Linked DNA regions of Homo sapiens: region 1 is linked to region 2. A link is a loop called in an ENCODE intact Hi-C map of the cell type or tissue named here. Cell type or tissue: heart left ventricle. All regions are shown on one strand. Links, peaks and the distances in the headings refer to the core of each region. The heading gives the core; the rest is flanking DNA.

The links. Hi-C counts contacts between places; a loop is a spot of excess contacts. Peaks named below come from ENCODE experiments on the same cell type or tissue, not always from the same donor. Only the 100,000 strongest peaks of a DNase experiment are listed, where the experiment ranks them.
Region 1: a loop joins it to region 2, with 4 times the contacts of the local background. A loop is called at or near these places in 4 of 110 quality-filtered maps.

The regions. Positions count from the first base shown.
Region 1 is chr20:45,463,986-45,479,285 of GRCh38, forward strand. It overlaps WFDC2 (WAP four-disulfide core domain 2), which reads left to right and starts at 5,768. Exons shown (of 4, transcript NM_006103.4): 1 at 5,768-5,875; 2 at 6,404-6,547. The coding sequence starts at 5,797. RefSeq lists silencers at 6,433-6,622, 6,643-6,692. In heart left ventricle, for the core only: a CTCF peak has its summit at 7,120; DNase peaks (open chromatin) are centred at 5,818, 6,576 and 6,691; H3K4me3 peaks cover 1,700 bases; H3K27me3 peaks cover 4,745 bases.
Region 2 is chr20:45,747,234-45,762,533 of GRCh38, forward strand. LOC124904915 (a long non-coding RNA gene) reads left to right here and starts at 14,828. Exons shown (of 2, transcript XR_007067610.1): 1 at 14,828-15,094. It also overlaps the pseudogene SPINT5P. In heart left ventricle, for the core only: no CTCF peak of the experiment used is centred there; no DNase peak of the experiment used is centred there.

The DNA.
Region 1 (15,300 bases), core at 2,335-10,334, 280 kb before region 2:
AAAACTGCTACAACACTCTTGGCCTCAGGGTAGGAAAATCTCATGGGTCTCATGCTTCCCTTTGGGATGAATATGGCTTTCATGGCAGTTGTGGGTACCCATCCTTTCCATCCTAGGAAGGACCAGAAAAATTGGGTTGTCATCCTGCTAGTAGACGAATTAGTAACCATGGAAATGAGTCCAAGCTCATACTACTCACTGCATGACATTCAATAAGTTGAGAGACAAGGTATTGGGGTACTGAAGGCAACTTTATTTCAGAAAGCCAACAAACTGAGAAGATGGTGAACTAATGTCCTAAAGAAACATCCTAAGTTAATAGAATTGTAGGCTCTTTTTATGTTGGGAAGGGGAAGAGAAAGGGGTTTGAGATCAAGAGGTGATCAAGGATCACAGACATCTGGGTGGCAGTGAGGGTCCAAGGGGGTGTGGTGAAACTTCTTTGTCCTTGGTCAGGTCACAATGCTCCTATAAATCATCTTTAACACAATATTGTTACTTGTGTATACACCCTCCTTATCTCCTCTGGGGTTAATTTGGGGAAGGGACTATTAGCAACCTTGCTTTAAACTATAAACTAAATTTCTCCCATAGTTAGCTCAGCCTATGTGTAGAAATGAGCAAAAGCAGTTAACCTAAAATATGTCACCACAGGAGTGGGGTAGGAGTTTGGGGCAAAATAGAGCTAGTTTTTGCTAAGCCTCCTTTTTTACTGCTACAACCTCACAGCTTCTCCCTGTGACTTTATCTTAGGGTGGAAAGTCTAATAAATCAGACCTGTCTCCCGATGTGATGGACTGACCAGTACCCAGTAATTCATGATCTTTTGCCTAATAAAAGGAACCACTACTATCAATGCTTTGCTAAGACAACTGCAAAAATCCTCTTACTACTAGTCCAGTTTCCATAGCTGTCCTCTTACAATGCATTCTTCAGAGCTGCCAGAGGGATTTTCAAAAATTATAAATCAGATGATTTTGTCCCCCAATCTCCCAGCTTTTACTAGCCCATGGCTTCCCATTGCACATAAAAGATATGTTGCTTTTCATAGCCTTCAGGGTCCTTCATGATCTTGTTCTTGCCTAGCTCTTTGATTTCATCTCCCTTGATTTTAACTCTGCTCCAGCTATACTGGTTCTCTTACTCTTCTTGGCATTCATCAGGCTTCTTCCTGCCTTAGGATCTTTGGACTTGCTTTAACCTTTTTTGGTAATGCTCAGCCCCAGATGATGTTGTAGATAGATGTTACACATCATTCAAGTCTCAGCTGTTGATAAAGAAGACTCTTGGGGTGAGCTTGATCAAGGAATGTTTGATGAGACAATGAGCCCAGGGAAGGTTTGTGCAGCATGAAGTAAGTAATGTAGCTGGAAATAAAAGTTGGTATCAGTCAAAAAGGCAGGCTAAGGAGTTCAGCCTTTATCCTGAAGGCAGTGAAGATCCAGTAGAATTTACAGTCAAGGAATTAACTCGACAAGTGCACTGTTCTAGGAAGATTATTTGGTTTAGGGCTGGACCTGAGCCACTTCAAATAGACAAGCTCTGCTTTTCATGGGTTTTTGTGCAGAGACCATGTGTATTTTTTTTTTTTAATGAGGATTTGGTTTGAACATTATTGCATGTATGCCACAAGGATCTTAACTGTGAGTTAGAAGAGAATGAGAGCTGAGAGAAGTCCACTGGATTTGGAAATGAGGAACTTGGTGGTTACACTGGTATAGGGAGTAAGATCTCTTTGGTTACTAGCAACAGAAACCAACTCTGGCTGTTGTAAACAGAGAAGAAATTTATAAAAATGGGATGTAGTCGGCATCCATTCTCCTTTCCTAATAATATCTCTAAGTTAGCCAGAGTTGAATTTTACTGCTTGCACCCAATAGCACTAATTGATTCAGTTTAGCTCTCAGAACTGAAGGAAAGGCTAAAAGAACACAGCTTGGAAAGAATGGTAAAGTCAGAACTGAGTTCTTCCCAGGACACCTCTGAGTTAGCTCCATAAATTTTCAGGTCTTTTATCATTCATTGCTCAAGATTACAGTTCTAGGAACAGTATTTGATTGGCCACTCTGCCTGGGGGTAGGGCAGACACATTAATTGACAGTCTCCCTGGCCCCACCTGTCTTGGTCTGGAGGAAGTTATTTCCTCCAAAGCAAACTCAGGGTGATTTATCAGAAAAAGGACAAATGAATGCTAGGTGACAAAACAAAATAGTCAATATATCCAAAGAGAGAGGTTTCCATGGAATGAAAGGAAGTTTGACTGAGTCCAAAAGTCTAAAAGGAGAGGCCCATTGCATGGTTAAAGGCACCTTTTTTGTTCCTGGAAACTTCTTAAATCTTCACCGTTAACTTGTTTACAGTCATTTTAGAGTGGGCATGTCTACAGCTAATTGACATCATCTACCACTATAAACTTTTCCTTCTTTCCTTTCTGCTTCTTTTCTTCCTCCTCTTCCCTGATATATATTTTTTTACACTCATGAAGTCAAGTCCAAAACTTTGGATGCATCATCTACGTTAACCTCAGATAGATCTGTGTGAATGTGTATAATATTGAAATAACTGGGACAACACAAGTAATTTGGCAAGAGTCTTCCCTCTGATTTACTGGCTGTGTTTCCTCCAGCAAGTCACTTTGCTTAGCTGAATCTCAGTTTCTTAACGTGTAAAATGGGAGTAATAATACTTAATCCATAAGATTGCTAAATACATATAAGCTATCTTTCACCAAACACTTACTATGTGCCCACTCCAGAGGTCACAAATTTAAATGTCCTCCTGGGGTCAGGTGAGCACTGTGAATGGAACTAGTTGCAGAGAGGGAGGATGGTGGTGGTGGGGATTATGGGAAACTGGAGGGAATGCTTCCCTCATAGAAAAAGAGTAGCTGTACTTAGGTTCTGGTTTTCAAAGTATGGTCCCTAGCCCTGCAGCATTGGCATCACCTGGAAACCTGTTAGAAATGCAAATTCTCAGGTTCCAGACCTACTAATCAAAACTCTGGGGATGGGGATCCTGCAATCTGTATTTTAATAAGCCTTCCAAGTGATTCTGATGCATGCTTAGGCTGGGCACTGTGGCTCACACCTGTAATCCCAGCACTTTGAGAGGCCAAGGCGGGCAGATCACCTGAGGTCAGGAGTTCGAGACCAACCTGGCCAACATGGTGAAACCCCGTCCCTACTAAAAATACAAAAATTAGCCGGGTGTAGTGGCGCCTGTAATCGCAGCTACTTGGGAGACTGAGGCAGGAGAATCGCTTGAACCCAGGAGGCAGGGGAAGGGAAGGGAAGGGGAGGAGATGGGAGGGGAGGGGAGGGGAGGGAAGCCTGGGGGACAGAGCAAAACTCAGTCTCAAAAAAACAAAAACAACAAAAAAAATGATTCTGACGCATGCTCAATTTTGAGACCTGCTGCTCTAGCTGATGGTTGTTATATCTAAGATTGCAGGACTGTGTTGCCAGATCTTTTACTTTTTCCAAGAGAAGCTAGAGGTTTATTTTTATATGAAATTCGCTACTTTTAAATCTTGGCAACTAATTTAAAAATTTAAAACATACTGTGTAGTTAATAATGTATGTGCTCTAGCCAGATTTGCAACCTCTGATTTATGCTTTTTCCTTTAACCCTTATAATAATCTTATAAAACCCTTATAATAATCATCCAAGACTGTTAGGATGATACACAGTTTATGCAGGAAGAAGATGCAGGCCCAAAACATGAAGTGTTTCTCTAAGTCACATAGCCAGAAAGTGGCCATGGATGCATTGTCCCTGATTGGGCATGGATGCATTTGGTTCTAAAGCCTCTGCCCTTTTAAATGATGTAAAGAGAATATCTATAACTATACCTAGCACGGAACTTGGCACCACAAAAGCTAAACATCTGATGCCATTGACTGATGAAAATTCCTTCCCCATCCTTCTGCCTGGCCCTGCCACTCTCCCTCAGTCTGTATTCCTGTAAGAGAGAGCCAATCAATAGGGTGCTCATAAGGGCCTGGGAGGAGCAAGGCTGGGCAGTTTCCTGGCCCAGGGAGCTGAATAGGGCCCGGAAGAAAGCTGTTGGCAGCAGTGCCTGGGGCTGAATGTACAGTAGCCAGCTGGGTCCACGGGCTAAAAACTGGCTGCTCACCCCAGTGTTCTCTTTGTGCCCTAGACTGGGTTTCACTAGCCTGTTATGGGCTGTGTTCCCACCTGGCTCCTGCCCTCATTGTTGACTGAGCTCAGAGTAAATAGCCCTGGCCCCTCCCAATAACGTCCCCAGTCCCCAAGTTGAGCATGAGAAGCTGGGGGAGGTGTTCTCAGCATCCATTTTGGGGACAGTGGCCAGATGTACTCACATCACCAAACCCTACTCACCTGTCACTATCATCCCAGTGTTCACTGCCCCAGGGCCCCTCTAGCCTCCAGCAGCAAAGACCTCCTGGGGCTTCTAGAACCTCAGATCATTGGAGCAGGAAGCACTTCTTGTCTAACTCCCTGGGTAACTCTGTTTTGGCACTTAACCCCCTGGATTCTAAAGCTTCATTTATACTTATTGGTCTCCTTCGTCACAGGAGACACTTATCTGTGGAGCACTCATGGCCATGTATCCAGTACCTATCATGGGTCAGGCCTGGAGTCCCTGTGTCAATCAGTGTGGATCTACTCTCAATGCTCCCAGTGAGTACATGGTTGTTCCGTGGCAGGAACGTTGCATTTGTGTTCTCACTGAAGTCCCATATAGGTGTCATTTTCACTGATGATGTGGCAGCTCAGATCCAGGAAAGGATTCATTCCAGGGCCCTCAGGTGGGAAGTGGTGGAGGTGGGAGTCAGACCCCAGACCCTGTCACCCCTTCAAGACCAGTGCTGGAGGGCCCCTTTTGACGACTTTCTCTTCACCAAGCGTCTTGCCCTGCATATGTCACACAGTAGGCACCCAGTGAATATTTACGACGGAATGGAAAAAACAAGGGCCTGGAGGGAGAGACCTGGGTTCAAAACCTTATTTGTACAGCTTTGCAGGGGACCTTGTGGTGGAGGTGCGGTCCTAAATCCCTAAACACTCAGTTCCTTTGTCATATACAGCTGATAACAGTAACTCCCCGGTCAGAGGACCGGCGACAATTCCTTGAGACAAGGAGCACAGAGCCTGGCACAGTCAGCCCTGATCAGGGGCCGGTAGGACAAAGAGAGGGAGACAGAAACACACACCCAAACGGCTTGAGACTGCTAGGTGCTTCACCTTCCTGGGCCTGTTTCTGATGAGGAGGGTTTGTTTATTAATAATAAGTGCTATTTCTGTAGCCCCTACTATGTGCTCTGTATCACTACCCTAGCCCTCCATCAAGAGGGATCTGCCCTCTCATCTGGCTGACCCCAAATCGAACCCTTTAACCCGCATGCTCTACTGCCTCCCTGCGGGCCCTGCCTTATCCTCCTCAACCGCCCACTGGGGACACTCTGGAGAAACCTCGGAGTCTTGGAATAGAAACCCAGGAGCCCTGAGCCTTGGCCCTCAGGCCCCAGGAGGGAGGTCAGGAGGGAGGCGTGGACAAGGGTCCGGCCGTAGCTGGTCCCGTCCTGGAAGCTGCTTAAGTTCCTGGTTCCCACCGGGGCCAAGAGTGATACCTGATCCTGGGGGATTGTGAAATGACCTCATGTGGCAGCCCGCCCGCGGTGCCCGCAAAGCCCTCCACCCTCCCCTTCCCCGCTCGGCTCCACCCCTACCCCACGCCCCCTCCCGCGCGCGCGGTTAAATCCCCGCACCTGAGCATCGGCTCACACCTGCACCCCGCCCGGGCATAGCACCATGCCTGCTTGTCGCCTAGGCCCGCTAGCCGCCGCCCTCCTCCTCAGCCTGCTGCTGTTCGGCTTCACCCTAGTCTCAGGTGAGTGGGGCGGGGAGAGGCCCGGCGCCTAGAGGGGCCGAGCCACGAGCGCCAGGATGGAGCCAGGCGGAGGCGTAGCCTCTGGAGGCTGGGGAAGTGGGAATTCCGGGGGCGGAAGTGGCGGGGACCCTTGGAGCCTAGGGTGTGGGGTCCAATGTGCTGGAGGTGGAGAGACCACTGATGGCTGCAATTTGGGAGGATTCTGTGCTGAACGCGGACACTCCGTGGCTGCAGTGGGCTGGGGGTGGGGGCTGCTCTGCCTCGACCTCGGAAGCTCCGAGACGCTCAGCTGTGCGGCGTCCCCTAGGGCTGAGATCTGAGGGCCCCGACGCCAAGGGTTAGGGAGCTCTCGTACTCCCAGGGGTCAGGGACTCCTGGTCTGGAAGAAGGAGTCTCTGGGGGCTGTAAGGGGACTCCTAGGGCCAGAGACTGAGAATTCCTTGGGGTTAAGGTTTGGAGCAGGAGGTGGGCATCCTCTGGGGCTGGCGCTACGCCCCACCCTCGACTGTCCCGGGCCTCCCCTCCCAGGCACAGGAGCAGAGAAGACTGGCGTGTGCCCCGAGCTCCAGGCTGACCAGAACTGCACGCAAGAGTGCGTCTCGGACAGCGAATGCGCCGACAACCTCAAGTGCTGCAGCGCGGGCTGTGCCACCTTCTGCTCTCTGCCCAATGGTAACCCCACGGCGGCCGAGCGGGAACGGGGCGGGGCCGCGCTGGGCTGGGAGGAGGTGGGAGGGCCCGGGTTCCGGGAACAGGGGCGCCCCCGGACCCGGGGACCCCCGGGAAAGTCAAGGCGGTTGAAACCAGATCCGTCAGTCCTCTCCCTCGCACGGCCCAGGGGTAGACAAAGGCGTCGTTGAAACGCAGCCAAGGGGGGGTCCCCACCCCTAGCTGGGATTCGAGTCTCTGGTGCATGACGGGCTTCCGGGCACGCACAGCCGGGACATTGTTCCCCGCGGCCTGGGGACCCGGGGCCGCAGTTTCCTTCTCGAACCGGCCGAAGCCTGCCCTGCGGGAAAGCCCGGAGCCTGGGGCGCTCACCTCTCCTCTTGGAGTCCCTCCCTGGGGGCCTCCCCCAGCCCTGGGGAAAGACTGGGAGAGCCTGGCCTGGCAAGATTTTCCCCAATTCCTCTGTCCAGGCGGAAAGGAACTTTACAGATTTAGGAAAATGCCCCGCTCATCTTAAAGATGTGTAAGGGAGCATCGGTGAGAAAAAAATGTTCTTGCCCAAGGTCACACCGCCATCCCATGGCTGCTGGAGTCATAGTGAGGGTTCAGCTTTTGCCTTTCAGGCCAACTGGCTGAGTGATTCGAAGAAAGTGAGGAATCCTCCCTGGACACTGTATCGCCCTTCGTCGTCTTTCAGTCAATCTCTTCCACTCTAAGGATTGAGTGAGCGCGAGCTGGGGACTCTCTCAAAGGTGCTTGCTGGAGCTGCAGTCTCCACCAGGCTATCAGAACAGGGGGTGGCTTAAACAGCATGGAATCTCAGCTTTCCGTTCTCCAGAGGAAAATGCTGAGGATTAGAGGCAGGGATAGGACCTGGAGAGAACCAAGGTACTGTAATGATGTTCTTTATCCAGAATACAGCCCCTGTGACTTTTCCTCTCTGTTATTTCCTTGAAGATGCCAGCACAGGCTGGGAAGGTTTGTAATACGGTGACCCAAGACACCGATCAGCAGGGAGGTGGTAAGTGGAGGGGGACTGGCAGCCCACCAAGGGCAGCTTCAAGGTCATGAGTCCCCTCCTCTGGGCCAGGGAGAGGAGGACCAGAAGGAGAGAGGAAGATTTGGAGAGAAAGCAGGCAGCAGCCAGATGAGAGAGGTGGAGGAGCAAAGGAGGGAGTCTTTGCTGTTTGATGGATGAAGAATTTGTTCCCTTATCTCAGATGGACAGACTGAGGCAGGAAGAGGGACAAGGTCAGATGGCCTCCTGAGCCAGGGAGGCAGCCTGGAGGTTTGAATCCTAGTTCTGCCATTTTCTAGTTATGTGATCCTGAGCATGTTGTTTACCTCTCTGAGCCTCTGCTCTAAGATGGGAATAATTCCAAACTCTATAGGATTGGCATGAGGACTAAATGAAATAATGCATCTAAAGTGTCTATTAGTGAGAAGATACTCCATACACAGTGGCTTGTTTTGATCATAAATGGTTCCCTATTTATTTCCAGGGCAGCCCAATATTACAGGTTCCTACTCCTTTCAAGAGAATGAATTTCTTTGTATTAGGAAGTCAAGACTGTTGGCAACTTAACAACATTTTTTTTTGTATTTATGCTTTAAGTTCTGGGGTACACGTGCAGAACGTGCAGGTTTGTTACATAGGTATACATGTGCCATGGTGGTTTGCTTCACCCATCAACCCGTCATCTACATTAGGTGTTTCTCCTAATGCTATGCCTCCCCTAATTCCCAACCCCCCGACAGGCCCTGGTGTGTGATGTTCCCCTCCCTGTGTCCATGTGTTCTCATTGTTCAACTCCTACTTATGAGTGAGAACATGCGGTATTTGGTTTTCTGTTCTTGTGTTAGTTTGCTGAGAATGATGGTTTCCAGCTTCATCCATGTCTCTGCAAAGGACATGAACTCATCATTTGTTATGGCTGCATAGTATTCCATGGTGTAGACGTGCCACATTTCCTTTATCCAGTCCATCACTGATGGGCATTTGGGTTGGTTCCAAGTCTTTGCTATTGTGAACAGTGCTGCAATAAACCTATGTGTGCATGTGTCTTGGGCATTTGCGTTGGTTCCAAGTCTTTGCTATTGTGAACAGTGCTGCAATAAACCTATGTGTGCATGTGTCTTTATTGTAGAATGATTTATAATCCTTTGGGTATATACCCAGTAATGGGATTGCTGGGTCAAATGGTATTTCTTGTTCTAGATCCTTGAGGAATGGCCACACTCTCTTCCACAATGGTTGAACTAATTTACACTCCCACGAACAGTGTAAAAGCATTCCTATTTCTCCACATCCTCTCCAGCATCTGTTGTTTCCTGACTTTTTAAGGATCTCCATTCTAACTGGTGTGAGATGTTATCTCATTGTGGTTTTGATTTGCATTTCTCTAATGACCAGTGATGATGAGCATTTTTCATGTTTGTTGGCTGCATAAATGTCTTCTTTTGAGAAGCATCTGTTCATATCCTTCGCCCACGTTCTAATGGGGTTTTTTTCTCGTAAATTTGTTTGAGTTCTTGTAGATTCTGTATATTAGCCCTTTGTCAGATGGATAGAGTGCAAAAATTTTCTCCCATTCTGTAGGCTGCCTGTTCACTCTGATGATAGTTTCTTTTGCTGTGCAGAAGCTCTGTAGTTTAATTGGATCCCATTTGTCAATTTTGGCTTTTGTTGCCATTGCTTTTGGTGTTTTAGTCATGAAGTCTTTGCCCATGCCTATGTCCTGAATGGTATTGCCTAGGTTTTCTTCTAGGGTTTTTATGGTTTTAGGTCTTACATTTAAGTCTTTAATCCATCTTGAGTTAATTTTTGCATAAGGTGTAAGGAAAGGGGTCCAGTTTCAGTTTTCTGCATATGGCTAGCCAGTTTTCCCAACACCATTTATTAAATAGGGAATCCTTTCCCCATTGCTTGTTTTTGCCATGTTTGTCAAAGATCAGGTGGCTGTAGATGTGTAGTGTTATTTCTGAGGCCTCTGTTCTGTTCTGTTGGTCTATATATCTGTTTTGGTACCAGTACCATGCTGTTTTGGTTACTGTAGCCTTGTAGTATAGCTTGAAGTCAGTTAGCGTGATGCTTCCAGCTTTGTTCTTTTTGCTTAGGATTGTCTTGGCTATGTGGGCTTTTATTTGGTTCCATATGAAATTTAAAGTCGTTTTTTCTAATTCTGTGAAGAAAGTCAGTGATAGCTTGATGGGGATAGCATTGAATCTATAAATTACTTTGGGCAGTATAGCCATTTTCACGATATTGATTCTTCTTATCCATGAGCATGGATTGTTTTTCCATTTGTTTGTATCCTCTCTTATTTCGTTGAGCAGTGGTTTGTAGTTCTCCTTGAAGAGGTCCTTCACCTCCCTTGTAAGTTGTATTCCTAGGTATTTTATTCTCTTTGTAGCAATTGTGAATGGGAATTCACTCATGATTTGGCTCTCTGTCTATTATTGGTGTATAGGAATACTTGTGATTTTTGTACATTGATTTGTATCCTGAGACTTTACTGCAGTTTCTTATCAGCTTAAGGAGATTTTGGGCTGAGATAATGGGGTTTTCTAAATATACAATCATTTCATCTGCAAACAGGGACAATTTGACTTCCTCTTTTCCTAATTGAATACCCTTTATTTCTTTCTCTTGACTGATTGCCCTGGCCAGAATTTCTAATGCTATGTTGAATAGGGGTGGTGAGAGAGAGCATGCTTGTCTTGTGCCGGTTTTCAAAGGGAATGCTTCCAGCTTTTGCCCATTCAGTATGATATTGGCTGTGGGTTTGTCATAAATAGCTCTTGTTACTTTGAGATACCTTCCATCAATACCTAGTTTATTGAGTGTTTTAGCATGAAGGGTGTTGAATTTTATCAAAGGCCTTTTCTGCATCTATTGAGATAATCATGTGGTTTTTGTCATTGATTTTGCTTATGTGATGGATTACGTTTATTGATTTGTGTATGTTGAACCAGCCTTGCATCCCAGGGACAAAGCCAACTTGATCATGGTGGATAAGCTTTTTGATGTGCTGCTGGATTTGGTTTGCCAGCATTTTATTAAGGATTTTCGCACTGATGTTCATCAGGGATATTAACCTGAAATTTTTTTGTTATTGTGTCTCTGCCAGGTTTTAGTATCAGGATGATGCTGGCCTCATAAAATGAATTAGGGAGGAGGCTCTCTTTTTCTATTGTTTGGAATAGTTTCAGAAGGAATGGTACCAGCAACTCCTCTTTGTACCTCTGGTGGAATTCGGCTGTGAATCTGTCTGGTCCCAGACTTTTTTTGGTTGGTAGGCTATTAATTACTGCCTCAATTTTGGAACTTGTTATTGGTCGATTCAGGGATTCGACTTCTTCCTGGTTTAGACTTGGGAGGGTGTATGTGTCCAGGAATTTATCCATTTCTTCTAGGTTTTCTAGTTTATTTGCGTAGAGGTGTTTATAGTATTCTCTGATGGTAGATTGTATTTCTGTGGGATCAGTGGTGATATCCCCTTTGTCATTTTTTATTGTGTCTATTTGATTCTTCTCTCTTTTCTTTATTAGTATGGCTAGCAGTCAGACTATTTTGTTGATGTTTTTCAAAAACCCAGCTTGTGAATTCATTGATTTTTTTTGAAGGGTTTTTCATGTCTCTATCTCCTTTAGTTCTCTCTGATCTTAGTTATTTCTTGTCTTCTGCTAGCTTTTGAATTTGTTTGTTCTTGCTTTTCTAGTTCTTTTAATTGTGATGTTAGGGTGTCAATTTTGGATCTTTCCTGCTTTCCCTTGTGGGCATTTAGTGCTATAAATTTCCTTCTAAGCACTGCTTTAGCTGTGTCTCAGAGATTCTGGTATGTTATGTCTTTGTTCTCATTGGTTTCAAAGAACTTATTTATTTCTGCCTTGATTTTGTTATTTACCTAGTAGTCATTCAGGAGCAGGTTGTTCAGTTTCCATGTAAGGTTATGCGGTCTTGAGTGAGTTTCTTAATCCTGAATTCTAATTTGATGGCACTGTGGTCTGAGAGACTGTTAGGATTTCCGTTCTTTTGCATTTGCTAATTAGTGTTTTACTTCCAATTATGTGGTCAGTTTTAGAATAAGTGTGATGTGGTGCTGAGGAGAATGTATATTCTGTTGATTTGGGGTGGAGAGTTCTGTAGATGTCTATTAGGTCTGCTTGGTCCAGAGCTGAGTTCAAGTCTTGGATATCTTTGTTAATTTTCCGTCTCATTGATCTGTCTAATATTGACAGTGGGGGTTAAAGTTTCCCACTATTATTATGTCGGAGTCTAAGTCTCTTTGTAGGTCTCTAAGAACTTGCTTTATGAATCAGGGTGCTCCTGTATTAGGTGCATATATATTTAGCATAATTAGCTCTTCTTGTTGCATTGATCCCTTTACCATTGTGTAATGCCCTTCTTTGTCTCTTTTGATCTTTGTTGGTTTAAAGTCTGTTTTATCAGAGAATAGAATTGCAACCCCTGATTTTTTTTTGCTTTCCATTTGCTTGGTAAATATTCCTCTATCCCTTTATTTTGAGCCTATGTGTCTTTGCACTTGAGATGGGTCTCCTGAATACAGCACACCAATGGGTCTTGACTCTTTATCCAATTTGCCAGTCTTTGTCTTTTAACTGGGGCATTTAGCCTGTTTACATTTAAGGTTAATATTGTTATGTGTGAGTTTGATCCTGTCATTATGATGCTAGCTGGTTATTTTGTCTATTAGTTGATGCAGTTTCTTCATAGTGTCGATGGTCTTTACAATTTGGTATGTTTTTGCAGTTGCTGATTCCAGTTGTTCCTTTCTATGTTTAGTGCTCCTTTCAGGAGACCTTGTAAGGCAGGCCTGTTGATGAGAAAAATCCCTCAGCATTTGTTTGTCTATAAAGGATTTTATTTCTCCTTCATGTATGAAGCTTACTTTGGCTGGATATGAAATTCTGGGTTGAAAATTCTTTAAGAATATTGAATATTGGCCCCCACTGTCTTCTGGTTTGCAGGGTTTCTGCAGAGAGATCTGCAGTTAGTCTGAAGGGCCTCCCATAGTGGGTAACCCAACCTTTCTCTCTGGGTGCCCTTAACATTTTTTTCTTCATTTCAACCTTGGTGAATCTGATGATTATGTGTCTTGGGGTTATTCTTCTCAAGGAGTATCTTTGAGGTGTTCTCTGTATTTCCTGAATTTGAATGTTGGCCTTTCTTGCTAGGTTGGGGAAGTTCTCCTGTATAATATCCTGAACAGTGTTTTCCAACTTGGTTCCATTCTCCCCATCACTTTCAGGTACATCAATCAAACATAGGTTTGGTCTTTTCACATAGTCCCATATTTTTTGGAGGCTTTGTTCATTCATTCCTTTTCATTATTTTTTCTCTAATCTCATCTTCATTCTTTATTTCATTAAATTGATCTTCAATCTCTGATATCCTTCTTCTGCTTGATCAATTCGGCTATTGATACTTGTATAGGCTTCATGACGTTCTCGTGCTGTGTTTTTCAGCTCCATCAGGTCATTTATGTTCTTCTCTAAACTGGTTAATCTAGTTAGCAATTCCTATAACCTTTTTTCAAGGTTCTTACCTTTCTTGCATTGGGGTTAGAACATGCTCCTTTAGCTTGGAGGAGTTTGTTATTACCCACCTTCTGAAGCCTACTTCTGTCAATTTGTCAAACTCATTCTCCGTCCAGTTTTGTTCCCTTGCTGGCGAGGAATTGTGATCCTTTGGAGAAGAGGTGTTCTGGTTTTTGGAATTTTCAGCCTTTTTGTGCTGGTTTCTCCCCATCTTCGTGGATTTATCTACCTTTGGTCTTTGATGTTGATGATCTTTGGATGGGCCTTCTGAGTGGACGTCCTTTTTGTTGATGTTGATGCTATTCCTTTCTGTTAGTTTTCCTTCTAACAATCAGGCCCCTCAGCTGCAGGTCTGTTGGCGTTTGCTGGAGGTCCACTCCAGACCCTGTTTGCCTGGCTATCACCAGCAGAGGCTGCAGAACAGCAAAGATTGCTGCCTGTTCCTTCCTCTAGAAGCTTTGTCCCAGAGGGGCACCCGCCAGATGCCAGCCAGAGCTCTCCTGTATGAGGTGTCTGTCAGCCCCTGCTGGAAGGTGTCTCCCAGTCAGGAGACACGGAAATCAGGGACTCACTTGAGGAGGCAGTCTGACCCTTAGCAGAGCTCAAATGCTGTGCTGGGAGATCTGCTGCTCTCTTCAGAACCGGCAGGCAGGCTGAAGCCACATCCACAGCTGCCCCTTCCCCCAGGTGCTCTGTCCCAGGGAGATGGGAGTTTTACCTATAAGCCCCTGACTAGGGCTGCTGCCTTTTTTTCAGAGATGCCCTGCCCAGAGAGGAGGAATCTAGAGAGGCAGTCTGGCTACAGCGGCTTTGCCGAGCTGTGTTGGGCTCTGCCCAGTTTGAACTTCCTGGTGGCTTTGTTTACTCTGTGAGGGGAAAACTGCCTACTCAAGCCTCAGTAATGGTGGACGCCCCTCCCCCTACCAAGCTTGAGAGTTCCAGGTCAACTTCAGACTGCTGTGCTGGCAGTGAGAATTTCAAGCCAGTGGATGTTAGCTTGCTGGGCTCCATGGGGGTGGGATCCGCTGAGCTAGACCACTTGTCTCCCTAGCTTCAGCCCCCTTTCCAGGGGCGTGAATGGTTCTGTCTCACTGGCATTCCAGGCACCACTGGGGTATGAAAAAAAAATCCTGCAGCTAGCTCAGTGTCTGCCCAAATGGCCACCTAGTTTTGTGCTTGAAACCCAGGGCCCTGGTGGTGTAGGCACCCAAAGGAATCTCTTGGTCTGTGGGTTGTGAAGACCGTGGGAAAAGTGTAGTATCTGCTCCAGAGTGCACTATTCCTCACGGCACAGTCCCTCATGGCTTCCCTTGGCTAGGGGAGGGAGTTCCCTGACCTCTTGTGCTTCCCAGGTGAGATGATGCCCTACCCTACTTCTGCTCGCCCTCCGTGGGCTGCACCCACTGTCTAACCAGTCCCAATGAGATGAGCCACGTACCTCATTTGAAAATGCAGAAATCACCTGCCTTCTGCATTGATTCACTGGGAGCTGCAGACTGGAGCTGTTACTATTCGGCCATCTTGAAAGCTGAACCTAAATCTTTTTTTTTTTTGAGATGGAGTCTCGCTCTGTCGCCCAGGCTGGAGTGCAGTGGCATGATCTCAGCTCACTACAACCTCTGTCTCCCAGGTGCAAGCGATTCTCCTGCCTCAGCCTCCCAAGTAGCTGGGATTACCGGTGCATGCCACCACGCCCAGTTAACTTTTTTGTATTTTTAGTAGAGCGGGGGGTCTCGAGTCCTGACCTCCGATGATCCCACCCGCCTGAGCCTCCCAAAGTGTGGGATTACAGGCATGAGCCACTGCACCCGGTGATCTGTCAGCCACTTTCCTTGTCCTCTACAGCTAATCACCCAGTTCTGTGCCTGTGTTTTACACACAAAAACCTGCACATATTTATAGCAGCTTTATTTATAATTGCCAAAAGTTGGAAGCAACCATGATGTACCTCAGTTGATGAATGGATTTGGCTGGGCCTGGCTCCCCTCTATCTAACCTGGGAAGTGGAGTGTGATTGTGTGTGTGTTTGTTAGTGGAAGGACGTGTGGTTTCTCTCTGCATGGATGAATGAGTGTATTTGGAGGGTCATGGTGCTGAGAGACTGCAACTGGGATTCGGTCTGTGGGTATGAGTGAAGATTATAAGTGTGTAACCCCTCACATGTGTACTGTACTTTACACTTTAAGTGGCAGCAT
Region 2 (15,300 bases), core at 3,019-11,018:
ATCATAAAAAAGAAAACTACAGACCAATAGTCCCTATGAATATAGGCACAAAAATTCTCAAAAAATATTAGTAAAAAGATTCAGCCACATATAAAAAAAGATTATATGCCATAATGAAATCCAATGGAATTTGTCCCAAGAATGCCAGGTTATTCAAGCATGCAAAAATCAATGTAATATACCACTTTAACAGAGCAAAGGGCATAACCAACATAATCAACTCAATAGACACAGAAAAAAAAATTGACAAAAATCTGTCAACCTTTTATGATAAAAACACTCCTCAAATTAAGAATAGAACTTCCTCAACCTAAAAAAGCACATTTATGAAAAATCCCGAGATAACATCATACTTAATGGGAGAAATTAAAAAGTTTTCCTTTAAGATCAGGAGCAAGACTATTTCCTGGTAAATTTTTCCTCTCCTCCGTGTTTGAGTTCTATCCATTTCACATTTCTATTACCGAACGTGTTTATTTCTTCTATGTTTTTTCCAGCCATTATTGGCAGTTTTGTCTATTTTAATGGTATTTTTAAAATACAAACTTTTAGTTTTATTTGGCAATTTTAGTGTTTCTTTTTTTCTAATTCACTAATTTCAACTACTTTCTTCAATTATCCTCTACTTTCTCTTTACTTACTTTGCTGTTTTGTTCCAGTTTCTTAGGTTCAAGCCTTAGTTAATTTGCTTTCAAGTATTCACATGTATATATTAAAGCATTGGTAAGAATTTATTTACAACTGTTCATTATAGAGATGTTGATGTCCCGAGCAATAGTGGTCATGATCCCTAGATGTGGAGGAAAGAAGGGGGGAAGGCTGAGGTTAATCAGTAGGGTTCTGGTAAAGCATGGTCTTTCAAGCTACATGGCTGGGTACCCAAGAACTTAACTGTTCTGCTCACAAGGCTGATTCTGGATGCACCAGAACTCTGCCCAGGCTTAAGCCCTGGAAAGATAAAAATCAGAGATATGAATTCAACTCCTCACATGAGAAGGACAGCTAACCCTTCAGATATTTCAGTCAAGTCCGGGATTCTTCTATCTGCTGTCTGCAACATCATGAAGCCTGAATGGGCTCACTTTTCTCTATGGCTCCTCATCTTGTCCATGCTTCTCCACACACCTTCAGGGAACATATTTCCTCCACAACTCAGAAAACAGTTACGTGAAAGTGGACATCTTGGAGGTAAAGAAAAACAGAAAGGGCAGACCAATGTGACACTGTGAAGGAGAGGGAGGTCTGGGCAGCCTGGGTGATGTTGCTGCCAGTAATTAGAATCAAGTCTCCTTTTTATCTCAAACCGTATGGCTCTAGGACATCTGATTCAGAGAATTACATTGAGTTTCCTCTATGGAGTGGAGAAGGAGGAAGACAGAAAGCAGAATCAACTTAAGTTTTAACCATGAGATTTCAGTATAAGAGTGGGGGTTATGAAAATGGGATTGATTTCAGAGGTGTCCAAGAAATTCCTTTGTTGGGGTGTGTGTCTGTACATTAGATGAGTTTTGAGTCTATTCAACACATATGTGTAGAACCACTATGTTATATTCCACTGATACAGATATGCAGAGGCCATCATTCCCCCATATATGTATAGAGCACTCCTATCCTACTTATTTAAATTAATTTGTTCTTCATTCAAATTAACATGAGCATCTGTGAAACACTCAAGGCAAAAGGGGCAAGTTCCCAATCATGGATAAGAATTGCAGTTGGGCGGCCAGGCGCAGTAGCTCACCCTTGTAATCCCAGCACTTTGGGAGGCCAAGGCAGGCGGATCACCTGAGGTCAGGAGTTTGAGAACAGCCTGTCCAATGTGGCGAAACCCCATCTGTACTAAAAATACAAAAATTAGCCGGGTGTGGTGGCGCATGCCTGTAGTCCCAGCTACTTGGGAGGCTGAGGCACAAGAATCACTTGAACCCAGGCAGCAGAGGTTGCAGTGAGAGCCGTGATAGCGCCACTACACTCCCTCCTGGGCAACAGAGCGAGGCTCCATCTCAATTAAAAAAAAAATTTAAAAAAGAATTGTAGTTGGGCTTCAAGAAGACTAACATTAACTCTTTCTCTGTCTCCAACTCAGTCATCATGGCTTCTGCTCTAACCACTTAATCTCCATGGTCTCAGTAAAACCAGGTGAGTCTGGATGGGTAGGCAAAAGTGGGGCTGGATAGGAGAGGAAATAGACTGATGGAGGAAAGGAAGATCTGCCAGAGTGGACATTTTAAACCTGTCCTTCAGAGTAGGTGTAGTGGGTGAGAGGTCTTTTTAGCTTGTGTATTTGCACAGACTCTGGCGGGCAGAGAGGAGAGAGTGAAAGTAAGGGCTCTGAACTATGTCCTTGAGGAAGCTGATGAGTTGTTCACTTCCAGTGACATGGGAAGCATGTGGAGTCAAGAAATGGGATATCTTTACTGCGAAAGATGAAGGAAACCTCAGGTCTTTCTTGTTCTCAGCTCTAAAATAGTATAAGAACCTCATTGTGCTTCTCTATTTCTGTGTCATGGACCCAGTCTGTAGTCTGGAACAATTTCCCCATATGCTTAGGGAACTCTGTCTTGTTCCCCAGGGGTAAAATTAGTTAGATTTATGTGGGTTGGAAGTTTTAGTAGTCTGAGCCTGTGAGAACAAGAATGCCAAAAGAGTAGTAAAGAAAACCTGACTCTGGAATTCTCATTCACAGAATACTGCAACTATCCTCTGAAGAAGGGCACCTGTAATTCATATTTGACCAGATTCTACTACAACACTTTGACATTTTTATGTGAGCCCTTTGTCTTCAGTGGCTGTGGAGGCAACAGAAACAACTTTAAACAGAAATATTTCTGTGAAAAAATGTGTATTACTGAAAAGTAAGTCTCTGGATATCTTACCCAACCCTCAATGACACCAAACACTAGGGATCAAAGCTTTTTAAGGAAAAAGGAAATGAAAGGCAAGGGCAATGAGCAGGGAGGCAAGAAATTATACCTAAGTTAGGGATAGCCTGTCATAGGTATTAATTTCTCAGGTCACTTAAATGTCACTATAATCAGTCATAGGCATAAGTTTTTCAGGTAACTTAGTTTAATAACATTCTTGAAATTGTGAAAATTGAAGTTCAGCCAAGCACAGTGGTGTGCACCTGTAGTCCCAGCTACTTGGGAAGCTGAGGCAAGAAGATTACTTGAGCCCAGCATTCAAGACCAGCCTGGGCAATACAGCAAGACTTCCATTTAGATAGATAGATAGATAGATAGATAGATAGATAGATAGATAGACAGACAGACAGACAGACAGACAGACAGACAGACAGATAGATATAGATAGCCAGGCGCGGTGGCTTATGCCTGTAATCCCAGCACTTTGGGAGGCTGAGGCGGGCGGATCATGAGGTCAGTAGATCAAGACCATCCTGGCTAACATGGTGAAACCCCTTCCCTACTAAAAATACAAAAAGTTAGCTGGGCACGGTGGCACACACCTGTAATTCCAGCTACTCAGGAGGCTGAGGCAGGAGAATCGCTTGAACCCAGGAGGCAGAGGTTGCAGTGAGCCAAGATCATGCCACTGCACTCCATCCTGGGCAACAAGAACGAGACTCTGTCTCAAAAAAATAAAAATAAAAATAAAAATAAAGCTCAGAGAGGCTACTGATTTGCCCAAATTCACTCAGAAGAAGGACATGGATCCAGAGCTCCTAGCTCCCCACCAGCATCTCAGTACTACCAGGATGGCATCAGCTTTTTGAGATTGTGTTCAACATCTTATTGTTTCACAGTTAAATGGAAAGCTATGAGAATGTCAGAAGAGTAGGAGAAGACAAGGATCATGGTTTAGTATCCACTATAAAGAATAGCTAAACAATGGTCTTACACGCAAGAGCAGAGATATCACTTTATTCATCTGTATATTCTCAAAGTCTAGTACTATGTTTGCCCATTAATATTTTATGGATAGATGCATGGGTCAGGAGGAATATTAGTATTAAAGAGAGCTGTGAAGTTCTGCTGAGATGTTAAGGACCCATTGTTTGGGTCCTTATTGATACCAATGGCCATAATAATCTCTAAATTTATTTATTCATTAACAGGGACCAAAGTCAATAGGGCCTTAATATGACAGAAGGAGGAAACAAGGAAAAAGGAGTATGCTCTATGAAAAATCATGCCAAAGTTATTCTGAGAAAATAAATTGGATTATTTCTAAAAGATTTTTGAATTCTGAATTCTTTCTAATTTCCTTGCCCAGGTTTACCTTTCATACTAATTAGATATATAAAACTTTAACTGAAAATTTTCTGTATGTCAGCTCTGGTCTGAATTTATTCATCTCTCCCATTCTAGATTCTTCCAACATATACTGCAAATGACCTCTCTGCAGGGACCAACCTATCCATGTAATGCATCAGTGTATGTAAAGGCAATCATTATTGATATCTCCTCGGCATGACATGCCAAAACTGAGTTTCTTTCTGTATTTTGTCACTGACTTCAGTGGGATTTGCATGTAGGTGGCACCAAGATAATCATTATTAAATTCTTTCACCTGCTCCAAATCAAAGGGCATTCAACCCACAAAAGTGATCATATTCTAGGGAAATATCTTCAGTGCCCTAGCTACAAGCCATATGGAAATTGTGACTTTACAGCTGAGAGCTATGAGTCTTGAACCAAAGTGAACCTCTACTCTCAGAGCATGAAGGGCCACTCCCTTCTTCTCTGTCTTATTCATATTCTTGTCAAGGACTAAGCCTCACAAATGAATCTATTGATATAAATAGCTTATGCCAGTGTTCTAAGGGCCATAAACAGTAGAATAAACTGAAGCTCAGAGTGAAGCCACTTGTGGGTATTCTAGCTCGATCTCAACACTGGCAACCCCTAATCCTGAATTATGGGCATATCCTAGGAGAAATCATGGGAATTAGCAAAAAGTATGTGTTAAAGATGTCACCTAGTTCTGCTTCCAGGAATTACTCCTGTGCAAAAAAGGGACAAAGGAAACAAGAATGTTCTGGTAGCTTCTAGGTATTGAGGCAAAGTCTAGAATCTCAGACCATGCTGTGTCTTGGGCCTGAATGTCATGGTGCCTATTCATGGATTCTGAAGATTTTCCTTCCTCTGATTACTGTAAAAAACAGTGTTACATAAACAAGATTCAAGTGCAATTTTTTAAGTCTTTCAAAACTATAGTCTAGTCCAAAGAATTAATATAAGTAAAATATTCTCTGGAGACAAAGAATTACCGACAATGATGACCCAAAGTTCATTCTAGCCTCAAGTTTTCAGATTTCTTCTGGGCACTTGAGTAATTGCCCAAGTTTCTTTCTCAATCAATCCTATATTTGCATCTAAGAAAAAGGTATGTGTGTACTGTCTGTAGTGCTGAAGGAATATTTTATAATTACCCACAAAGATTAGTAAAAAGGCCCAAAGATATATGTGCATTGCAGACCTTCATAGAAAACCACATACCCAAGGACTAATACAGGACACAAATCCACAAGAAACCCAAGTGGATTTCACATTAAATTCAAGTGAGATATTTTGAGGAGAAAGTCACAGATAGAAGAGTAACAAAGATAAAAATATAAACCAAAACCTCAGAGTACAAACCAAAGACAGAATGAAAAGATTTTGGTTCTGACTCTAGCCTCTTCCCCTGAGTCATATCTTACCACTGGAGAAACTGAAAGGAAAAGATCCCATTACATATGAGATGGAAATTAAAAGTGGTTTAAGAAGATTCTGATTTCTCATTTAAAAAGCCCCAAAGAGTAGGCGTAGTGACTCACGCCTATAATCCCAGAACTTTAGGGGGTCAAGGCAGGAGGATCACTTGAGGCCAGGAGTTTGAGACCAGCCTGGGCAACACAGCAAAACTTGTCTATTAAAAAAATACAAAAGATGGCCAGGCCCGATGGCTCACACCTGTAATCCCAGCACTTTGGGAGGCCAAGGTGGGTGGATCACCTGAAGTCAGGAATTCGAGACCAGCCTGGCCAACGTGGTGAAACCCCATCTCTACTAAAAATACAAAATTAGCCAGGTGTGGTGGCGCATGCCTGTAGTCCCAGCTACTTGGGAGGCTGAGGCAGGAGAATCACTTGAACCCAAGAGGGAGAAGTTGCAGTGAGCCAAGATCATGCCATTGCACTCCAGCCTGGGCAACAAGAGCGAAACTCCACCTCAAAAAATAATAATAATAATAATAATACAAAAGGCCAGGTCCAGTGGCTCATGCCTGTAATCCCAGCACTTTGGGAGGCCAAAACAGGCGGATTGCTTGAGTTCACAAGTTCAAGACCAGCCTGGACAACACGGCAAAACTCCATCTCTACTTAAAATACAAAATTGGCAAGGCATGGTGGTACATGCCTGTAGTCCCAGCTGCTTGGGAGGCTAAGGTAGGATGCCGGCCTCAGCCAGGAGACAGAGGTTGCATGAGCCGAGATGGCACCACTGCACTCCAGCCTGGGCGATAGAGCCAGATCTTGTCTCAAAAAAAAAAAAAAAAAGGTGGTGGGGAGAAGAAAAAAAATTGTAATACAAAAGATAAACAAAACAAAAAGTTGTTTTTTTGGAAAGATAACAAAACTGGCAAACCTTTAGCTAGACTAACCAAGAAAAAAATGAAGACCAAATAAATAAAATCAGGGATGAAAAAGGACACATTACAACTGATACCGCAGAAATACAAAGAATCACTAGAGACTTTTTTTTTCCCCTGAGATGGAGTTTTGCTCTTGTTGCCCAGGCTGGAGTGCAATGGCACGATCTCAGCTCACTGCAACCTCCACCTCCCGGGTTCAAGCGATTCTCCTGCCTTAGCCTCCTGAGTAGCTGGGATTACAGGCATGTGCCACCACACCCAGCTAATTTTATATTTTTAGTAGAGACAGGGTTTCTCCATGTTGGTCAGGCTGGTCTTGAACTCCCGACCTCAGGTGATCCACTCGCCTCAGGCTTCCAAAGTGCTAGGATTACAGGCGTGAGCCACCGCATCCGGCCTGGATCATTAGAGGCTATTATGGAAAACTACACACCAACAAATTGGAAAACTAAAAAGATAAATTATTTGACACATACAACTTACCAAAATTGAATCATAAAGAAACAGAAAACTTAAACAGGCCAACTATGAGTAATGAGATGAAAGCAGAAATTAAACGTATCTCTTTAAAGAAAAGCATAGGACCTGATGGTTTTACTGCTGAATTCTACCAAATATTTGAAGAAGAATTAATACAAATTCTACTCAAATTATTCTAAAAAATTGAAGAGGGAATACTTCCAAACTCATTCTACAAGGCAAGAAGTACCCTGTGGCCAGGCATGGTGGCTCACGCCTGTAATCCCAGCACTTTGGGAGACTAAGAGACCAAGGCAGGTGGATGACTTGAGGCGAGGAGTTCAAGACCAGCCTGGCCAACATGGCGAAACCCTGTCTGTACTAAAAATACAAAAATTAGCCAGGGAGGTGGCGCATGCCTGTAATCCTAGCTACTCAGGAGGCCAAGGCATAAGGATCGCTTGAACCCAGGAGGTGGAGGCTGCAATGAGCCAAGATCGTGCCACTACACTCCAGCCTGGGCAACAGGGCGAGACTCTGTCTCAAAAAAAAGATCATTCACCATGATCAAATGGGATTCATCCCCAGATGCAAGGATAGTTCAACATATACAAATCAATAAGCGTAATACACCCCATCGACAGAATCAAAAGAGCCATATGATCATTTCAGTAGATTGTGAAAGAGCATTTGATAAAATTCAACATCCCTTCATGATAAAATTCTCAAGAAATTGGATATAGAAAGAACATACCTCAATGCAATAAAGGCCATAAGTGACAAGCACATAGCTAATACCATACGGAATGGGGAAAAACGGAAAGCCCTTTCCACTAAGGTCTGAAACAAGATAATGATGCCACTTTCACCACTGTTATTCAACATAGTACTAGAAATCCTAGCCAGAGCAATTAGGCAAGAGAAAGAAATAAAGGGCATCCAAATTGGAAAGGAAGAAGTCAAATTAGCCTTGGAAACACATGACATGATCTTATTTTTAGAAAAACCTACCCCACCAAAAAATTCTTAGAACTAATCAACAAATTTAGTTTAATTGCAGGATACAAAATCTACATACAAAAATCAGTAGTGTTTCTATATGCTAACAATAATCAATCTGAAAAAGAAACCAATAAAGCAATCTCCTTTACAATAGCTACAAAAAAAAAAAACCTAGGACAAAATTAATTAGAAGATCTCCACAAGGAAAACTATAAAATACTAATGAAAGAAACTGAAGAGTACACCAAAAAATGGAAAGATATCCCATGCTCATAGGTCAGAAGAATTAATATTGTTAAAATGCCCATAATATCCAAAGTGACCTTCAGATTCAATACAATCTCTATTAAAATATCAATGGCATTCTTCACATAAACAGGAAAAAAAAATTCTAAAATTTGTATGGAACGACAAAAGACCCCGAATAGCTAAAGCAATCCTGGGCAAAAACAACAAAGCTGGAGGTATCACACTACCTGAATTCAAATTATACAACAAAGCTATAGTAACCAAAACAAAGCTATAGTAACCAAAACAGCATGGTATTGGCACAAAAACAGACACATAGACCAATGGAACAGAATAGAAAACCCAGAAATCAATGCATGCACATATAGACAACTCTTTTTTTTTTTTTTTTTTTTTTTTTGTGAGACGGAGTCTTGCTCGGTCACCCTGGCTGGAGTGCAGTGGCGTGAACTCAGCTCACTGCAAGCTCTGCCTCCCGGGTTCACGCCATTTTCCTGCCTCAGCCTCCTCAGCAGCTGGGACTACAGGCGCACGCCGCTATGCCCGGCTAATTTTTTTGAGACAACTCATTTTTGACAAAGGTGCCAAGAACATATATTGGGGAAAGGACAGTCTTGTTAATAATTGGTGCCGAGAAAGCGGGATATCTATATGCAGAAGAATGAAACTAGATTGCAATCTTTTACCATATGCAAAAATCAAATAAAAATTGATTAAATACTGAAATCTAATGCCTGAAACTACAAAACTAGAAGAAAACATTAGTCAGGACATTGGTCTTGGGAAAGATTTTCTGGGTAAGACCTCAAAAGCAAAAGCAACAGAAGAAAAAACAAACAAATGGGATTACATCATTAAAAAGTTTCTACAGCCAGGCGCGGTGGGTCACGCCTGTAATCTCAGCACTTTGGGAGGCTGAGGCAGGTGGATCACCTGAGGTCAGGAGTTCAAGACCAGCCTGGCCAACATGGTGAAACCCCATCTCTACTTAAAATACAAAAAATTAGCTGGGTGTGGTGGTACACAACTATAATCCCAGCTACTTGGGAGGCTGAGGCAGGACAGTCGCTTGAACCTGGGAGGTGGAGGTTGCAGTGAGCCGAGATCATGACATTGCACTCCAGACTGGGGGAAAAAAGCAAGACTTCATCTCAAAAAAAAAAAAAAAAAAATTTCTGCATGGCAAAGGCCAGTTGCCTTTAATCCCCTATAATCCCCACACTTTGGAGGCCAAGGCAGGCAGATCACCTGAACCTGAGGTGGAGAGTTTGAGACCAATCTGGGCAACATGGTGAAACCCTGTCTCCACTAAAAATATAAAAATCAGCCAGATGTGGTGGTGCACACCTGTAATCCCAGCTACTCGGGAGGCTGAGGCACAAGAATCACTTGAACCCAGGAAGTGGAGGTTTCAGTGAGCCATGATTGCAGCACTGCATTCCAGCATGGGCGACAGCGTGAGACCCTGTCTCAAAAAAGAAAAGACAAGCTACAGGATGGAAGAAAATATTTCCAAACTACCTCATCAACAAGGGACTAGGCTATGCACAGTGGCTCACACCTATAATCCCAGCACTTTGGGAGACAGAGGCAGCAAGATCACTTGAGGCCAAGAATTTGAGACCAGTCCGGGCATCATAGCAAGACTCTGTCTCTACAAAAAAAAGGCAACAACAGGAATTAAAAATATATAAGAAACTCAAACAACTCAATACCAAAAAAAAAAAAAAAAAAAAATCTGGCTGGCACAGTAGTTCTCGCCTGTAGTCCCAGCACAAGGCCAAGGCAGGTGGATCACTTGAGGCCAGGAGTTTGAGACCAGCCTGGCCAACATGGCGAAACCCTGTCTGTACTAAAAATACAAAAATTAGCCAGATGTGGTGGTGCATGTCTGTAATCCCTGCTACTTGGGAGGCTGAGGCAGGAGAATCATTTGAACCCAGGAGGCAGAGGGCAGAGTTTGCAGTGAGACGAGACTGGGCCACTGCACTCCAGTCTGGGCAACAGAGCAAGACTCTGTGTCAAAAACATATATATATATATGCGTATATATACGCATATATATACATATAAGTATGCATATATATATGTGTATATATATGCATATGTATGTATATATATCTGTATATATATGCATATGTATGTATATATATCTGTATATATATGCATATATACATGTATATATATATCTGTATATATATGCATATATACATGCATATATATGTGTATATACATACAGATATATATATACACACACATATATACATATATCTCAAATAAAGAGACATTCTTGGGCAAAGGGGATTTGTCCCAGTGGTCTTGACAGTGCCACAAATCATTTTAACACTTTTGGGTATAGCCAGAACCATCCTAGTGGTCTGAAACACAAAAGTGAGGCCCAGACTACTTAGGGAGATCAGGCTGGGTGCCAGAAATTAAAAGGATAGGAGCCAGAGACAGGTAAGCAGAAAGTTTACAAGAAAAAAAAATGGAAGATGAACAAAGACCCTAGGCCTCTGCCAGGTGGGCTGTGAGAGAAGAGGTTTCAAAAGAGGAAGAACTTAAGATGACATTCTTACAGACAGACCCCTGGCCATTGCAGAAGCATTTCTGGGCTCCTTGGCGCCCCCCAGTCCAGGAGGCACTGCAGGACACAGGAGGCCTTGGAGCTCATGGGCACCAGAGCCCAGGCTTCCATGTAGCTGAGATACGATCTGGCACTGCAGTCCTCAAGGTCTTGCAGGGGCCCTCTGACCCCCGGTTCCAGCCCTGGGACACAATTGCCCTGCTACATGCTTCCTTTCTATAATTAAAGAAGGAAACCCTCAGGGCACCCCACTCCACCACTCACCTCTCGCCAGGGACCAGGTACCAGGGTGGGTGTCCTCTTCCTGAAAAAGAAAGGCTTAGATGAAGCAGTCCCTTGTGAAACAGGCAGCCATTAGCACCAGGGCCCAGCCTAGGTGAGAACTCTCAGGCCCTGCCTGGCAGCCCACAGCCAGGCATGGTTGAGATACCAAGTTACTCTACAGATGTCTTTGTTTTTTGTTTTTTTTGAGTCAGAGTCTCACTCTGTTGCCCAGGCTGGAGTGCAGTAGCGTGATCTCGGCTCACCGCAACCTCTGCCTCCCAGGTTCAAGCAATTCTCCTGCCTCAGCCTCCAGAGTAGCTGGAATTACAGGCGCCCACCACCAAGCCCAGCTAATTTTTGTGGGGGTTTTTTGGGGTTTTTTTGTTTGTTTGTTTTTGAGACAGAGTCTGGCTCTGTCACCCAGGCTGGAGTGCAGTGGCGCAATCTCGGCTCACTGCAAGCTCCGCCTCCCGGCTTCACGCCACTCTCCTGCCTCAGCCTCCTGAGTAGCTAAGACTACAGGCACCCACCACCACACCTGGCTAATTTTTTTTTTGTAATTTTTGTAGAGACAGGGTTTCACCTTGTTAGCCAGGATAGTCTCAATCTCCTGACCTCGTGATCCACCCACCTCAGCCTCCCAAAGTGCTGGGATTACAGGCTTGAGCCACCGCACCCGGCCAATTTTTGTATTTTTAGTAGAGACGGGGTTTCACCATGTTGGCCAGGCTAGTCTCAAACTCCTGACCTCAGGTGATCCACCCGCCTCAGCCTCCCAAAGTGCTGGGATTACAGACATGAGCCACCGTACCCAGCCTGCATTTTTTTTTAAGCATTAGGTTGGTGAAAAAATATTTTGATTTTTTTTAAAACAAGCAAGCATTACTTTTGTGATCTTTTAAAACTGATTGGATGAAAAAATGGAAAATGTAACATAAGAAGTGTCAGACCTCTGAGCCCAAGCTAAGCCATCATATCCCCTGTGACCTGCACATACACATCCAGATGGCCGGTTCCTGCCTTAACTGATGACATTCCACCACAAAAGAAGTGAAAATGGCCTGTTCCTGCCTTAACTGATGACATTGTCTTGTGAAATTCCTTTTCCTGGCTCATCCTGTCTCAAAAAGCTCCCCTACTGAGCACCTTGTGACCCACCCCCCAACTCTGCCCTCCAGAGAACAACTCCCCTTTGACTGTAATTTTCCTTTATCTACCCAAATCCCATAAAACGGCCCCACCCTTATCTCCCTTCACTGACTCTCTTTTCAGACTCAGCCCGCCTGCACCCAGGTGAAATAAACAGCCACGTTGCTCACACAAAGCCTGTTTGGTGGTCTCTTCACACGGACGCGCATGAAATTTGGTGCCGTGACTCGGATTGGGGGACCTCCCTTGGGAGATCAATCCCCTGTCCTCCTGCTCTTTGCTCCGTGAGAAAGATCCACCTATGACCTCAGGTCCTCAGACCGACCAGCCCAAGAAACATCTCACCAATTTTAAATTGGGTAAGCAGCCTCTTTTTACTCTCTCCTCCAACCTCCCTCACTATCCCTCAACCTCTTTCTCCTTTCAATCTTGGTGCCACACTTCAATCTCTCCCTTCTCTTAATTTCAATTCCTTTCATTTTCTGGTAGAGACAAAGGAGACACGTTTTATCTGTGGACCCAAAACTCCGGCGCCGGTCGCAGACTAGGGAAGGCAGCCTTCGCTTGGTGTTTAATCATTGCAGGGATGCCTCTCTGATTATTCACCCAGGTTTCAGAGGTGTCAGACCACGCAGGGACACCTGCCTTGGTCCTTCACCCTTAGTGGCAAGTCCCGCTTTTCTGGGGAAGGGTAAGTACCCCAACCCATTCTCTCTGTGTCTCTACCTCTTCTTTGCCTTTCTGGGGGGCAAGAAACCCCCAACCCCTTCTCCTTCACCCTTAGCGGCAAGTCCTGCTTTTCTAGGGGAGGGGCAAGTACCCCAACCCCTTATATCTCTGCACCCCGATCCCTTATTTCCACGCCCCAACCCCTTATATCTCTGTGCCCCAATCCCTTATTTCCACGCCCCAACCCCTTATATCTCTGCTCCCCGATCCCTTATTTCCGTACCCCAACCTCTTATATCTCTGCACCCGATCCCTTATTTCCACACCCCAACCTCTTATATCTCTGTGCCCCGATCCCTTATTTCCACACCCTGACCTCGTATCTCTGTGCCCCAACCCCTTTCCCACTTTTCTGGAGGGTAAGAACCCCCGAACCCCTTCCCTCCGTGTCTCTACTCTCTCTTTTCTCTGGGCTTGCCTCCTTCACTATGGGCAACATTCCACCCTCCATTCCTCCTCCTCCTTCTCCCTTCCTGTGTTCTTAAGAACTTAAAACCTCTTTAACTTTCACCTGACCTAAAATCTAAGCACCTTATTTTCTTCTGCAACACCACTTGACCCCAATACAAACTTGACAATGGCTCTAAATGGCCAGAAAACAGCACTTTCGATTTCTCCATCCTACAAGACCTAAATAATTTTTGTGGAAAAATGGGCATTTTTCACACTTCGTTCCCTCCCTAGTCTCTGTTCCCAATACGATTCCTCCCAAATCCTCCTTCTTTCCCTCCCGCCTGTCCCCTCAGTCCCAACCCCAAGCGTTGCTGAGTCTTTCCAGTCTTCCTTTTTTCTACAGACCCATCTGACCTTTCTCCTCCTCCCCAGGCTGCTCGTCGCCAGGCCAAGCTAAGTCCCAATTCTTCCTCAGCCTCCGCTCCTCCACACTATAATCCTTCTACCACCTCCCCTCCTCACACCCGGTCCAGCTTACAGTTTAGTTCTGCAACTAATTCTTCCCCACCTGCCCAGCAATTTCCTCTTAGAGAGGTGGCTGGAGCTGAAGGCATAGTCAGGGTACATGTACCTTTTTCTCTATCAGACCTCTCTCAGATCAGTCAGCATTTAGGCTCTTTCTCATCAGACCCCACTAAACATATACAGGAATTCCAATATCTAACTCTGTCCTACAATTTAACCTGAAGTGACTTAAATGTCATCCTGACTTCTACCCTCTCCCCAGATGAACAGGAAAGAGTTTTTTCTCTAGCCCAATTTCACACTGATAACCGCCGGCTTCGTGAACCTGACCTCCAGGAAGGCAGTAGAGCAGTTCCCCGAGAGGACCCCCAATGGAACTATAAGGCAGATTCCCCAGGTACAGCTAGGCGAGATTACATGGTTTCCTGCCTAGTTGAAGGGCTTAAAAAGGCAGCTTACAAAGCTGTTAATTATGACAAGCTTAAAGAAACTACCCGAGGTAAAGATGAAAACCCAGCCCAGGTCGTGGCCCGCTTAGCAGCAACCCTTACACACTTTACCGCCCTAGACCCAGAGGGGCCAGAAGGCCGCCTTATTCTTAATATGCATTTTATCACCCAATCCACTCCTGACATTAGGAAAAAACTTCGAAAATTAGAATCGGGCCCTCAAACCCCACAACAGGAATTAATCAACCTCGCCTTCAAGGTGTACAGTAATAGAGAGGAAGCAGCCAGACGGCAACGCATTTCTGAGTTACAATTACTTGCCTCTGCTGTGAGACAAAACCCAGCCACACCTCCAGCACACAAGAACTTCAAAATGCCTAAGCCGCAGCAGACAAGCATTCCTACAAGACTTCCTCCATCAGGATCTTGCTTCAAGTGCCAGAAATCTGGCCACTGGGCCAAGGAATGCCCGCAGCCCAGGATTCCTCCCAAGCTATGTCCTATCTGTGCAGGGACCCACTAGAAGGCAGACTGCCCAGCTCGCCCGGCAGCCACTCCTAGAGCCCCTAAAGCTCTAGCCCAAGGCTCTCTGACCGACTCCTTCTCAGATCTGCTCGGCTTAGCGACTGAAGATTGACGCTGCCCGATCACCTCGGAAGCCCCCCGGACCATCATGGACGCCAAGCTTCAGGTAACTCTCACAGTGGAGGGTAAGTCCATCCCCTGTTTAATCGATACGGGGGCTACCCACTCCACGTTACCTTCTTTTCAAGGGCCTGTTTCCCTCACCCCGATAACTGTTGTGGGTATTGACGGCCAAGCTTCAAAACCCCTTAAAACTCCCCCACTCTGGTCCCAACTTGGACAACACTCTTTTATTCACTCTTTTTTAGTCAT